Linked DNA regions of Mus musculus: region 2 is linked to region 1. A link is a loop called in an ENCODE intact Hi-C map of the cell type or tissue named here. Cell type or tissue: heart. All regions are shown on one strand. Each heading gives the region's core, and the rest is flanking DNA. Links, peaks and the distances in the headings are about the cores only. Region 1 holds the start of Fhdc1 (FH2 domain containing 1). Region 2 overlaps 4930565D16Rik (RIKEN cDNA 4930565D16 gene).

Region 1 (6,383 bases), core at 933-5,932:
TCAGCCCCGATTCTGTCTGGGAACCTTCAACTATCCCATCAATCTCCCTAAGACAAACACAGGCAGGCTTGTATTTAACGTCTCCCCTACAGCGAGGAGGCCGTTAAATGCAGAGCTGTCACCAATAGGCTTTCTGATGACAGAACCCATCTTCAAGTCTGCTGAGTGATAACCACCACCGGTCATCAGAGGTGGGGTTACTGTCCCTCCCGCTGGGGATGCTGCTCTGCTGCTCAGCTCAGCATCTTTTAACTCCAATTTCAGTGAGGGATGCTATGATCAAGAACTTAACCTTCAGCGTATGATCAGCCAGCACACAGGGTTAGAATAAGACCATTCCTAAGGGTTCCTGGAAGAGCTGTGTGGCCCCTAGCTCTAACCAGAGCTTTCTCAAAGGAGGGTCTGCACGCTCTGTTCAACAGTAATAAAAAGTGACACAGAGCCAGATGGCTTTCCTCTTGCCTCTTGACATGTGTCACAGATGAGCCTGAGCTGGGAGTGCAGCCCGTCCACCTGAGGAACTGAGGAAGAGGCTAAGCTACATACACAGTATTCTTAGTTGGGAAAAGAGAGAGAGGGCTGGGGGAAGTTCCCGCCTTTCGTTAATACTATTCTCTTCTCTCTACTCACTCCTTAAGGAACATCTCTCCACCTCGACCTGTCTTTTCAAACCCTTTCTTGATCAAGAAATACAGTCAGTTTGCGAGCAGCAGTCTTACCTGGCCCTTCAGCCGGCCTAGAGTACCCACGACGGCAGGTTTAATCTGTCACGTCACATAAACAAACATTCACAGCTGCCTGTTTCTGATAGCACATTTCCAGTCTCTTCTCCCCTAGTTCCCAAACCAGGAAGAATAGGCCCAGGAGAGCCGAAGGATGCTCTCGGAGAGACAGAAGCTCCAGGAAGACAACGGGGACTAAAGAGGGTGCTCGCAGGGTGTCCAACTCAAAGTAGAATTTCTTTAAACACTAGCTCCAGGTCTTTATGAAACTCGCCCGGAACAGGGGAGGGAGGGAGCACCCAGAAAGATTTCTTTCCAGTCAGGATGGACGAAGTCCCAAGTCTTGCCCACTACCTCTTTCGGTCTCTAGCCCCTCGCTTTGGCGAATCCACTCACCAAAAGGCCCTTGGCTCCGCCGGCTCCCGAGGCGCTTAGCCCAAGCCCCCCGAGGCTACCAGCGTCCCGCAGCTGCGCAGCCCAGGATCCCGGGACAGCAGACGAGCTTCGAATGGGCGGTCCCCGCACTAGCTCAGAGGCCGCCTTATCTGGGCCGGGAAGGCGCGCGTCCGCGGCGAAGAGACGCCCACACGCGCCACGCAGGATCCCTAGCAGGGACAGTAGGGACAACCCTCCCGGGAAAGGATGGACTCTCAGCTTCCATGAGTGCCCCGCACTCTCCAGTCTCGGACCATCTCAGAGGCCATGGAGGCCAGCCGCGAAACCCCTGGGGCTTCTTCTGTGCCTATCCGACCGGGGGTGGCTCGTCCTGTCCAAGCTTCCCCGCCCAAACCGGGGTCCCAGCTCTCTATGGAGCTCGTGGTTCACGGAACAGTGGCCGCCAGCCGCTTGGACCACCGCTGCGGCGATACCGTGTAGTCCCCAGCGTGGGCTCCTGGGAGAAGGGCTCTCGGCCGCACTGCGGTTTTGCACCGAGAGAGGGGGAATGAACCCGCGACAGAAACGCAAAAAGGAGTCTCTGGGGCTGGGGAACCGTCACGCTCGGGGACCATGGGTGACTGCCAACCCGCCACTCCACAAGCGCCGACGCCACTTCGGAGGTGAACTTCCAGGGAGGTGTGCAGTCATTGGAAGTCTACCCCCACATCACTATAGCAGGAGCGAGTCCTCGCTAAAAGGGACTTCTGTGACCTGCGCGACCCGCATAAGTGCCACGAAAGCTAATCAAACCTCCGAGGTCCCACCCGCGGACAGCGCTACACCGAGCTCAGGGTCCGATGCCGAGCCAGTCGGGCGCATATGCGCCTCGGGGCACAGGGCCTGCGCTCCAGGATCAGGTCCCCGGAATCCGGAACAGAGCTCGCGCTTCACCGCATCCTCCCCGCGCCGCTGCTCAGCCCAGCATCCCGAACCCAGCCTGGCAGCCCGGGCCCTAGCTCCCGTCGTCCCGCACTCACCGCGCCCCCGCTCCCGGCGCCCGCGCAGCCTCCGCCCGCTGTCCCGGCGCCGCCGTCTCTCCGCAGGACTGCAGGCCGGGGACGGTGAGGGGGCAGGGCGGTGCGGAGGGGCGGGGCCGCTGCAGGTAACAATGCTGCCTACCCGGCTGCTCCTCCAGCCGGCCGCAAAGGACAGCACGCCCTTTCCTGCTCTGCTGCTTCCCTCGCTCCCCCTTCAACCCGAACAGCACCGCCACTGAGCTCGCCCTCGCCAGCTCCGGGCTCCCGAGACTCGAAAGCCGCCGCCCAGCACGCTGCTCCTGGCACCTGAAGACCAGCTCGGGGCTGGGCGGGCAACCACAGAGGACGATGGAAATTGCTGCAGGGAAAAGATGAGCCTTGGTGTCCTAATGGAGCGAAGTGGGAGGCGCCACGGTCGCTACTGAGCAGGTCACCGCCTTCCACAAAAGGAACCTCTGCGGCAGTCTCCTGGACACCCTATCCCGCGCACACGCAAGAACACCCCACGCACATTCGTAGGCACGCATGCACCTTTATATCACACACACACATTCACACACCTCCGCTCCACTCCACAGCTTCTCTTTGGAGCTTAGCGCTTCTCAGGAGGTCCAGAGCGGTGTAGAGGTCTGATCCCCTGTGGAGCACGTCTCTTCTCCCACTTGTTTTCCCACCCTTTCTTTCCCCTTCCCTCCCTTCCCCTTCCTCTCCTTTATTTTCTTTTGTCTCAATGATGGTAACAAACTTTTGAGCTTTATTAAAGAAGAAGAAAAAAAAAAAAGCCTAGCAGAACTGAATGAAGGGGCTCTGTCTGGGAACTGGGAAAGAGCCCGCCCACTCACTGAAGGAAACAGGGAAGTCAGTCTAATCGCATAAATTTTTTTTTTTTTTTCAAAGTGACTTGCGAAGACGCCAGGCAGAGAGCGAAGTGAGTAGTCAAAGAAAACTTACTCTGGACAAACCGGCTGCTGGCACCTCAGCTGCCGGGGTGGGGAAGCGCCCTCTGCGGGAATGAAGTCATCCTACCCTTTTCTGGGTGCGCCCAGATAACCGACCAGAGCTTTCCTTTCCCAAGCTCTGGGGTCTAAGGACTTCCAGACACTCCACCAGGTCCTCAAGTCCTGGGCATCATTCCTCGCCTCCTTCTGCGGGTCTTGCATAGGAAAAGAGAAGTACTAGTCCAAACCAGCCCAGTATTCAAGACCCCAAAACTGTGGCAGCCTATATCTTGGTTCTTTGGCCATTAATATAGTTCACAACCCACAAACACTGAAAATATCAAGGCAGGTCTCAGGCTGGGAGCACAAGTTAGTTCAAATGAATATTGATCGGTACTCAGGTAAAAGAGTATTGAGTATTCAGTGTGAGCATGGCCTTTCCCTTTTTATTTTATTGTTTATTATTTTTGGTGCTTTGGAACATGATCTGTCTCTCTCCCTCTAGGCCTAGATGTCCTTAAACTCACTCTGCAGACCAGGCTGCCCTCCAATCACAGAGATCTGCATGGGTCACCAAGCCAGCCCCCTGTCCCCTTCTTTAGTCTGAGATTGGTCCCCTCCCTCCATCGCTCACACTGTAGGACACATGCCCTGAAAGACTAGTCCCTTTCTGCTCCAGTCTGTGGTCCCAGACGGCTGAGACGAGCAGGTCCAGAGCCAGCCTTGGCAACACTGTGAGATTTCCAAGAAGAAAAAGGCCGATTTGGAGGAGTCAAGCCCTGTGGCCCATCCTCCTCCTCTGGCCTTTGATCTCCAGCTTCTGCTCTGGCCCACAGGCCTTCCCTCTGCATCTCTGGCCCTCCCCGGTGACCCTTCTTTTCCTGAGTGCAGTCATAAGGTTCTTACAACCCTTGATCTATTGTCCATTATAATCCCATGGGGATCGCTTCTGACTTGAATCCGGGTGCCCTTTTGAAAGAAAAGCAGTAAAAATGAATACACATGGCCTTGGGTTTCCATCCTTGGAAGGGGCCCAGAAAAATGAGAGCCAATTGTTGTCAGTTATGCCAGCGACTCAGATCCACAGCCGTCTCATGGTGACACAAGTCCAGATTTAATGCCTGGAAGACAACCCACCTTCCCCTCACATTATCGCTCTTCCCTCTTTCCTTTCTCTCATGGCTGGCTTGGGAAGTTCAAGTCCCAGTGTCACCACACTAACTCTAGAGTGACGTGGTCTGCACTGCCCTTCTGCTGCCTACCATGCGTGAGACACCCACCAACCTTCCATTTTGATTTCCACCTTAGGGAAGTGTAACTGGATACCTATGTCCCAAAGCTTAGACTTCTACCTCCACTTCACCAAATTCACTGAGAAACTGCTGCGGGAACTGTTTACTGTACAAACAGGTCAAGCCTAAGGCTTTCCACATCGGTGGCTATCCTTCTTTGGGTCATGTGTGCATAGATGTGGCCTTCAGTCCGATGAAGCAGGGGCACCCTGCGTCATCTCCTGCCATCTGGGCCTTCCATCCCTATAACTTTGTGTGAGGCCCCTCAGGATAGATCTTGTTTATTTTGACTTGATTTCCTTTTTTGCACGGGAGATGGTTTGAAAGCTCTGGAGCTAAGCAAGGCAGAGCTCTCCAGTCTAGGAAGCAACATATTCATTTTCTGTCCACACCTACCCTAGGTTGGCTGTGACCAGCCAAGAGCTTTGCTTCATGTATAATAGGAAAACGTGCTAAGTAGCCTGTGGGGGAAGGCCCAGAAGGCTCCTAAAGCCTGAAGTCAGCCCGGGTACCGGATTTATGACTGCAAGGTGGCTGCTACTGATGCTGCCCTTGGGGACCAAATGGAGGGTGGTGCTGCCAGTCTCTTCCCAAGCAAGACACTCGAAGTATACTAGTTAGCATGGCTAGGGCATCACCCAGAGCCAGCAGAATGTCCTTTGGGACATACCCACTTTTCCTGCTCTCTGTGCAGCTTGCTTTGGCCTCTTCCAGAATAGTCTTTCCAGAAAGTTCCATTCCTGTCAGCAAATGAATTTTCTTTCTTCTGGCTTCCACTTCTGAGACAGTCTCAGTCCCCTCCTCCCCTCTAAAGGGGTTTAGAAATAGTGTTTATTCTGTTGTTAGGAACCAGTGACTGAACAAAACCTTCAAATTGGCACGGCTCCATTTCGGCATCCATCCTAAGGCACATCTCATCATTATAAAGCTGACTTATTTGCTAAAGGAGTAGATTTAGCTTATGTGCCGACTCCACGGGTCCCTGGACACACTGAAGTCAGTTCCCCCAGGCACACATCTGAAGAAACAAGCTGGCTTTAAATCCCTCTTCCCTGCCCCCCTCCCTCCATTCCTCCTCATATGTTTATAATAGACAGGTGTTTGCCCAGCTCAGTCTTTTCATCTTTATTCTTCTGAAAAGATTCACCTGAAGGGGCCACTTGCTCGGTGTTTAGCTTTGCCTCTTAAGGTCTGGAACTGCAGGAAGAAAGCAATGGCCAGTTCTACAGTTAAACAGTCTGGCAGATAAAGGAAAGGCTTATGAACCTGCCCAGCAGTTGCCTCTGCTAGGAGAGACCGGCACACTGTTTCCTCTAAATGGTGGCAATCACACAACAAATGAAACCTGCGCACTGTGGCTATCAGTCTGGATGCAAACTTGACTTAAACACTTACTGGAAAAAATGCAAATGTCATAGTCTTATAATATATCATACACGTTTTCGAGGTTCCCCCCCTTTTTGTTTCAATTATTCATAAAGTGTGTGTGTGTGTGTGTGTGTGTGTGTGTGTGTGTGTGTGTGTGTGTGGTGTGCTTGTAATAGTGAGAAGACCATTTCAGAGCCAGTTTTCTCCTTCTGCCCCGTGGGTTGTAGGGATGGAACTTGAGTCACAGGCTTGGCAGTAAGCACCTTTAGCCACTAAGTCGTGTTCCCCTGGACTGGCAAAATGACAATTTATTTTCCCAGGCTACAGAATTTAAATAGTAAGTTGCCTTTATGTTTAAGTAAACATCAGGCTCTGATCCTTAAGAGGGTAGAACTTCTTTTGGTCCAATGCTAAGTAACGATTTCCAAATGCGTTCTATAGCAAGTGCTTTTTCTGTTAATATCCATGGCAGCATCAACACTCCCCTGAGGCTGTGCGGGTACTTGTCAGTAACTGTGGCCGTTTTTTTTTTTTTTTTTTTTTTTTGAGGTAAGGGTCAAGAGATTAAAAATAACTCTTACCCAACATAGGTATGGGGTAATAAGATATCTGAGTACCCTTGTCCCTGCCTGCCTGCCAAGCAAACTG
Region 2 (6,383 bases), core at 934-5,933, 130 kb before region 1:
ATCATGATCTTGAGAGAGAGAGGAAACCCAGGCCTTCCTCTGATGTAATGACACCTCCAAGCTCTTCCCATGAGCTGTAGATGGCAGAGTCTGTCAGATGTACTCAGCCAATGAAAAGGCTGGAAGGAAAAATGATGATGTGTTAGTACCAGAGCACTGCCTTGAGAGCAGAAACTCACCGCATGGGAGGCTGGGAAACTAGAGCATCATGGGTAGAGCTGTGCTGTAACCACACCGCCTTGATCCAGATTGGCGACCACTATGCCTCCGTACCGCGGAAAGTGAGTTTATTTGGACATCTGATCAAAGTGAGATCATCGAGACTATGCCCTAATCAGATATGATTGATATGGCAAAGGGGAAAGTTAAGACACAGAGGCATACATCAGAGAATGCCGCACGAAATGTCCATCCCTGAGCCCATAAGAGACAGCTGGGACAAATCGGGGGCTCCCAAAATATTCCTCCGAAGCACTGGTTTCTGGAGCAGCTAAGCCCAGAGGGGGAGTGAGAGCTGCCACCTGAGTCTGAAGCATTGTTTGATGCAGGGCATGGTTGCGCTTTCAAACACATCTTGAGAATAAGTTGGTACACGGATTTAAGAGATTCTACCTTCGCTTCTAACCCTTGATCTTCCTCCTGAACTGCTCAGCTTCAAGTTCAGGCTGTGTTTTTCTTTCGTGTTGTTATTGGATCGTAGCGATGAAGAAGCCCACGCCTCTGAACCCACCTTGCTAACCACAGTCTCTCTTCCTGCCTCTTTCCCACAGTTTCTGCCATCAATTTTGTTGGGTTTGCATGGGAAGGTACGTGTGGCGGGTGAACTCTGAGCGTGTTTGCCTTGCAGGTGGAGGCTTGTTGGAGGAGGAGGCGTAGGAGGGGTGTGCCCAGGGTGGAGATCATGGTTGGCTTCATGTGAGCAAGCTGGGGAGGGTCTATGGACTCTTGAAGGAACCTTGACATACGAATGCTGTGTTTTCTCCTTTTGCAGTCCCTGTGTGTTCTGAAAGAAACAGCACATTTGGAAAATAGATTCGAACTTTATAGGTCAGTTGAAAACTTTGGGCCACTGGACACCAGTGTTGGCCTGACCATCCCAAGAAAGGGCCTCATGCTCTAACAGGGTCTCAATCCTGACTGCCCACACCTGTGGAAGGAACCCAGAAAGCAGGTCTTGGAGACAGCGAAAGCACACTGGAAGTTGACCTAGTGTGACATTATACTCCTAATGGGTGTGTAAGGGGAAGGGGGAGGTAGTCTCCTTTGAGGTCCCATCTGTGCTGAGTGGCTAAAGAGAAGGTGATGTAATTAGGAATCTGCAGACTTCCAACTGCTGTAACACTGTGTGAATAATCCTGATAATGGCCCTCTACTCAGCAAGGGTGGCATTCAGATAAGCAGATTGCCACAGCGCTCCTGTCAGCTTAAGTTAACAGCACCTTCGATTGCCATCTGACATGACGTAACGCACCACCGTGACAGACATGTCCCTGTTGGACCTGCTAGGCCTAGGGAGAGATGATGAAACAGGGGCCCGTCTTGATGGAAAGCCTCCTTAGGAGAGGCTTGGCCTATTTTCATCCTCTGTGCTCCTGGGCAGCACTGTCATCAGTGCCTAGGCCAGCAGCAAGGACAGATGGACAGAGGCCTCAGTGTCCAAGGGAATGTCAGGGCTTCTTTCTTGTAAGGGGGCTTATGCAGAGGGACAAAGGGCTGTCCTGCAAAATGGCTACACCTTGGTTCATCAGCCAGTCTCACAGTCACCAAGCTCCGTGTTTCACACACAATGAACGAGACTTCCTGTCAGTTTTCCAGATTTTCCCTTCTCGTTTTTGGTAGTCAACTCCAGAGATCTTGGGTAACCCAGCCATCTCTGCACTCCCAACCTGTATGTTTTGACAGGCTTCACCCACACTCCCTGTTCTAAGGAGAGTTTCATAGGCCAGGCCTGGCTGTGAGAATCCATCCAGGCACAAGGATAGGCTCTGATCGGGGCCAGGCAGAGACATTTGCAGGAATTTTTGTCCCAGCCATGACAAAGAGGTTGTTAAAATAGCGTGGCTAATCTAGAATGGCCCAGGAAGCACTCCTGCCCCGTGGGAGATGAGGCTGACCGACAGGAGAAGAAAGCCAAGCAGATCTGGGGAGAGTCCTGGAGAGGGCTCACAAAGAATGAAAATATACAGTTGAATACATACACATACAACACACACACACACACACACACACACACACACACACATACACACACACACAGTTGAAAAATATGGAACCACTTCCATACTTTTTACACAACCAAGTTGTATCTAGATGCTTGAGTAGATGCTAAAAGTTGAAGGCCATTTTCTTCTCCACTCCCTACCCACTCCTGGGTTGTCCCTCCATCATTTGTTACTGTCAAGAATGGCCCCAGAGCACAGGTACCACCATAGTGTTCTCATATGCAGCTCTCTGGTCCTTACATCCTGAGAGACTGACAGGCCGATTCTCACAGAGGGCTCCTAGTCTGCCCCTATGCCCCCAGTCTCCTCAGCAGCCCCTCCTGCTCTCTTTCTACCGTCTCCATGGCTCTCTCTTTTCTTCCTTTCTTTGGCTAAGCATTTTGTTTTGTCATCAAGTGAGCCAGGGCTGCAGGTCAGGGAACAGAGGATGGGCTCCTTCTAGCCAGTCCCGGAACAACCCAAGCACCACACTGGAGAGAGGAGAAGTGAACTACAGTCCATTTTAAAACGTCTGAAATTGTGGTGGTGGCCGTGGCTGCTCAGGACTCAGGGCAAGTTGCTCAGGGCAGCGTGGTCTTCAGAGGCTCTGAGGTCTCTTGCCTGGACTTTGGTAGGCAGTCTGTGCAGCACACTTCTGCTGTGACAGAGGTGACGTTTAATAAGAAAATTAATCCTGAAGAGAAACTCTTCATGGACAGGAAGGGAGAATACAAATCAAGGCCACAGACATCTGGAGGGCCTGCCGCTATGGCCCCGGAGTAGCAGTCCCAAGGGCTGAGCAGAGCTTTTGAGGCTCAAATGTTTGCCAACGCAGACAAAGAATTTGCTTCCTACCTTCGAATTTGAAAACCCAAAGTTTGAGGTCATTGAAAAATTCAAGAAATAATACAAATCCTGTCTAAATTCCAATGAACATTTGCTTCACAATTTAGAAGAGAAATGTCTGAGTCCATACCAAAAAGGTAGGTGAATTAACATTGCAGCCAACAGAGGAGAAGAAAGGGTTTTACTGACAGGGATACTGGCTAGTAAATGTGTGGGAACTGTTGCTAAAAAAAACCTGGGGCCAGAAAGATGTCTTAATGGGTAAAAGCTGTGAATCCCCAGAACCTACATATAAAGGCTGGATTCGGTAGCACACATCTGTAAGGCCAGTGCTCCTGTGGTGAGACAGGGGAAGCACGCTGCCTGGAAGCTCTCTGGCCAGCTAGCCTGAAACAGACCACAAGCAAGAGATTCTGCCTCCGATAACAGTGAAGATGAGAATTGACTCCTGAAAGTTGTCCTCTGACCTTTACAGGAGCTGACACAAGCAGGGGACCCCACACATGGGCACATGAACACATATATGCCCAAAATGGTTTTAATGGAATTAAAGTTGAAAACAATGAAGGCTAGAGCCTGGAGAGTCAGCTCAGAGGTTAAAAACGTTTAACCTCAGAGCTGACTCTCAGAGGACCCAGATGTAGTTCCCAGCATCAACAGCAGGTGGCACACAACTGTCTGGAACTCCAGCTCCAGGGGACCTGAAGTCTCTGGCCTCTGAGGGTACCTGCACTCATGTTTACAGACACACACTCCCCCAACACACACACACACCTACACACAATAACACTGAGTTTTTAGATCACTTTGTGTAGTATGGAAATTTGAATAATATTACTGCCTTCCGGGGTATAAAAGTTCAACAGGAAATACCTTCCTACTATATCTTCTTTAATTTCTCTTAGCAATATGATTATAAATTGGGGGCCATCTAAATATACAGAATATCTGATGGCTTGGGATGGGGATCAGGAGAGGGAGGGAAGAGGGAGATGAACGGAGAACCTATGAGACCGGTAGGGAACGGAGTCTGCGCTGGTTGTAGCTAACGTGGCTTAGACTCTGTTTTCCTCTCCATCACCTCAGTAGGTTTGACCCCAACTTCTTGTGACTGTTTTGAAGGGCCTGTTTTCAGGTGCCAGGCAGTTTTCACGAGTCTGGACACAGTGGTTCCCACCAGCTGTGTATCTTGCAGGCCCCCTGGCCCTGCCAAGCCCCTGCTGGAGCAATAAGTAGTTCAGGAGACTTCTTTCCCCATGCACCAGTGGTTTTGTCAAACGAAATTTAATCCTTCCAAATCAGGGGGATTACTCGGGGTAAGCCATTAAAATTGTTCATTAAAATGCTGATGTCCCATTGCTGTTCTCCCGTGTGTAAGCACTCTCCCAGAGCCTGGTATGTGGTGCCACCTTGCTCTGCTCCAGTCTAACTCAGGTGACATCTAGGACATGGACATGACTTGCATTTCTTCCTGGCCCAGAGGAACCCTCCCTCCATGGTGGGCACAAAGCTTAGGAAAAGATGTGTGTTTTAAAGATACCTTCAAGTTCAGAGGACATTGGATAATTTGGAATAAATATATCAGAATATTTCTAACATGGGCAAAATAGCTTTGGCAAAGTATAAGCTATGGCCCCCCTGTATCATCCAAAATGAAAACCAGGAAACATCACAAAATTCTAGTAGGTGCGTTTTCCATTCTTCCACATGAAGAGTGCTGCCACACAGTGAAGACTGCTAGCGGCGGAACCCGCTGGAAGGACTCACCTGTCTGTACAAGAACAACACCTGGAGATGAGGAAGGGCTGAGGATGGGCCTCTGTCATGGGTAGTGCTATACACACAGCAGTGAGCTGGAGAGCCTCCCAAAGGCCCAGTCCCCACCCACAGCATTACGGGGATGTGGTGGAGAACTGGGGCCTTGTGAAAGAAGGGTTGGCCACTGGAGGTATGCACTGAAAGAGACAGTGGCCCAGGCTCTTCCTTTCCCTCTGTTTGCTTCCTACCATGAAGTACTGGGCTGCTACAGGCCCAAGGCGACAGGACTGTGCAACTGTGGATGGAACCTGGGAAGCTAAGACAAATACACCAATCTCCTTACAAGCTGGATATCGGGAGTGCTGGTGTTGGTTGGTGTCTTAGTCAGGGTTTCTAGTCCTGCACAATCATCATGATCAAGAAGCAAGTTGGGGAGGAAAGGGTTTATTCAGCTCACACTTTTCACATTGCTGTTCATCACCAAAGGAAGTCAGGACTGGAACTCAGGCAGGTCAGGAAGCAGGAGCTGATGCAGAGGCCATGGAGGGATGTTCCTTACTGGCTTGCTTCCCCTGGCTTGCTCAGCCTGCTGTATTATAGAACCAAGACTACCAACCCAGAGATGGTCCCATCCACAAGGGGACCTCCCCCCTTGATCACTAATTGAGAAAATGCCTTACAGCTGGATCTCATGGAGGCATTTCCCCAACTGAAGCTCCTTTCTCTGTGATAACTCCAGCCTGTGTCAAATTGACACAAAACTAGCCAGTACAGCTGGGATTTTTGTTTGTTTGCCGTTTTTGTTTTGTTTTGTTTTGTTCTTGTCGCCATCACAGAAAGCTGATGTGATTGATGTAGGTAAGCAGTGGGGAAACTATGAACCAGAGATGGAGCTGGGATACGCAGGCTTGCTCAAAGTGCAGCATATGGGCCACTTATCAACAACTGATAGTTTGGGAAGAAGTGCAAGTAAGTATCTGAGAAAGATGGTAACACACACTGTGCAATGAACCAGCTATAGGTATTTAGAGCCTTGTGGCAGAGAATTTCAGTGTTTAGAGCTTTCTGATCAATACAAGAAAAGCCCATGCAGCTGACTGGGTCAAGAGAGACCCTTCAGACATTGTGGTGTGTGTGTGTGTGTCTGTGTGTGTGTGTGTCTGTGTGTGTGTGTCTGTGTGTGTCTGTCTCTGTGTGTGTCTGTCTGTGTGTGTGTGTGTGTGTGTGTGTGTGTGTACTTGCTGAAGACTGAACTGGGAGCTGTGGTGTACTAAGTTTGTGTTCTTTCACTGAATTACATCCTAGAGCCCATCACTGAGCATCCACGATGATCCAGGTGCCTTATACATCTACCTGAATCTTTCCCAAAACCCAAGAAGCAGAGTCACCTTCGCTCCAGTTCCCAGGAATGAAAATCTTTTGTCGGAATAGGATAGAGAAGCAGGATGTGGAACTGAGGCCTGTGTGAAGTCAGGGGGCAGCTCTCTCTTCTCCAGGATGCCATCTCTTCTCCCGGATGGTGTAACCACCTGGAGCCACACAATGAACTGTGGAATGGCTACAGACACAGAAAGAAAA

Evidence for each region. A loop is a pair of places that touch in the nucleus more often than their neighbours do. Peaks named below come from ENCODE experiments on the same cell type or tissue, not always from the same donor. Only the 100,000 strongest peaks of a DNase experiment are listed, where the experiment ranks them.
Region 2: a loop joins it to region 1, with 6 times the contacts of the local background. A loop is called at or near these places in 16 of 42 quality-filtered maps.

The regions. Positions count from the first base shown.
Region 1 is chr3:84,478,231-84,484,613 of GRCm38, forward strand. Fhdc1 (FH2 domain containing 1) reads right to left here and starts at 1,261. Exons shown (of 12, transcript NM_001205355.1): 1 at 1,119-1,261. In heart, for the core only: CTCF peaks have their summits at 1,374, 2,330 and 3,140 (motif pointing left); DNase peaks (open chromatin) are centred at 1,331 and 2,121; H3K4me3 peaks cover 2,178 bases; H3K27ac peaks cover 1,794 bases; H3K27me3 peaks cover 2,155 bases.
Region 2 is chr3:84,349,105-84,355,487 of GRCm38, forward strand. 4930565D16Rik (RIKEN cDNA 4930565D16 gene) reads right to left here. Exons shown (of 4, transcript NR_040752.1): 4 at 272-1,003. Among named protein-coding and RNA genes, the nearest start is that of 4930565D16Rik, 28 kb to the right of the region's middle. In heart, for the core only: a CTCF peak has its summit at 3,712 (motif pointing right); no DNase peak of the experiment used is centred there; H3K27me3 peaks cover 2,370 bases.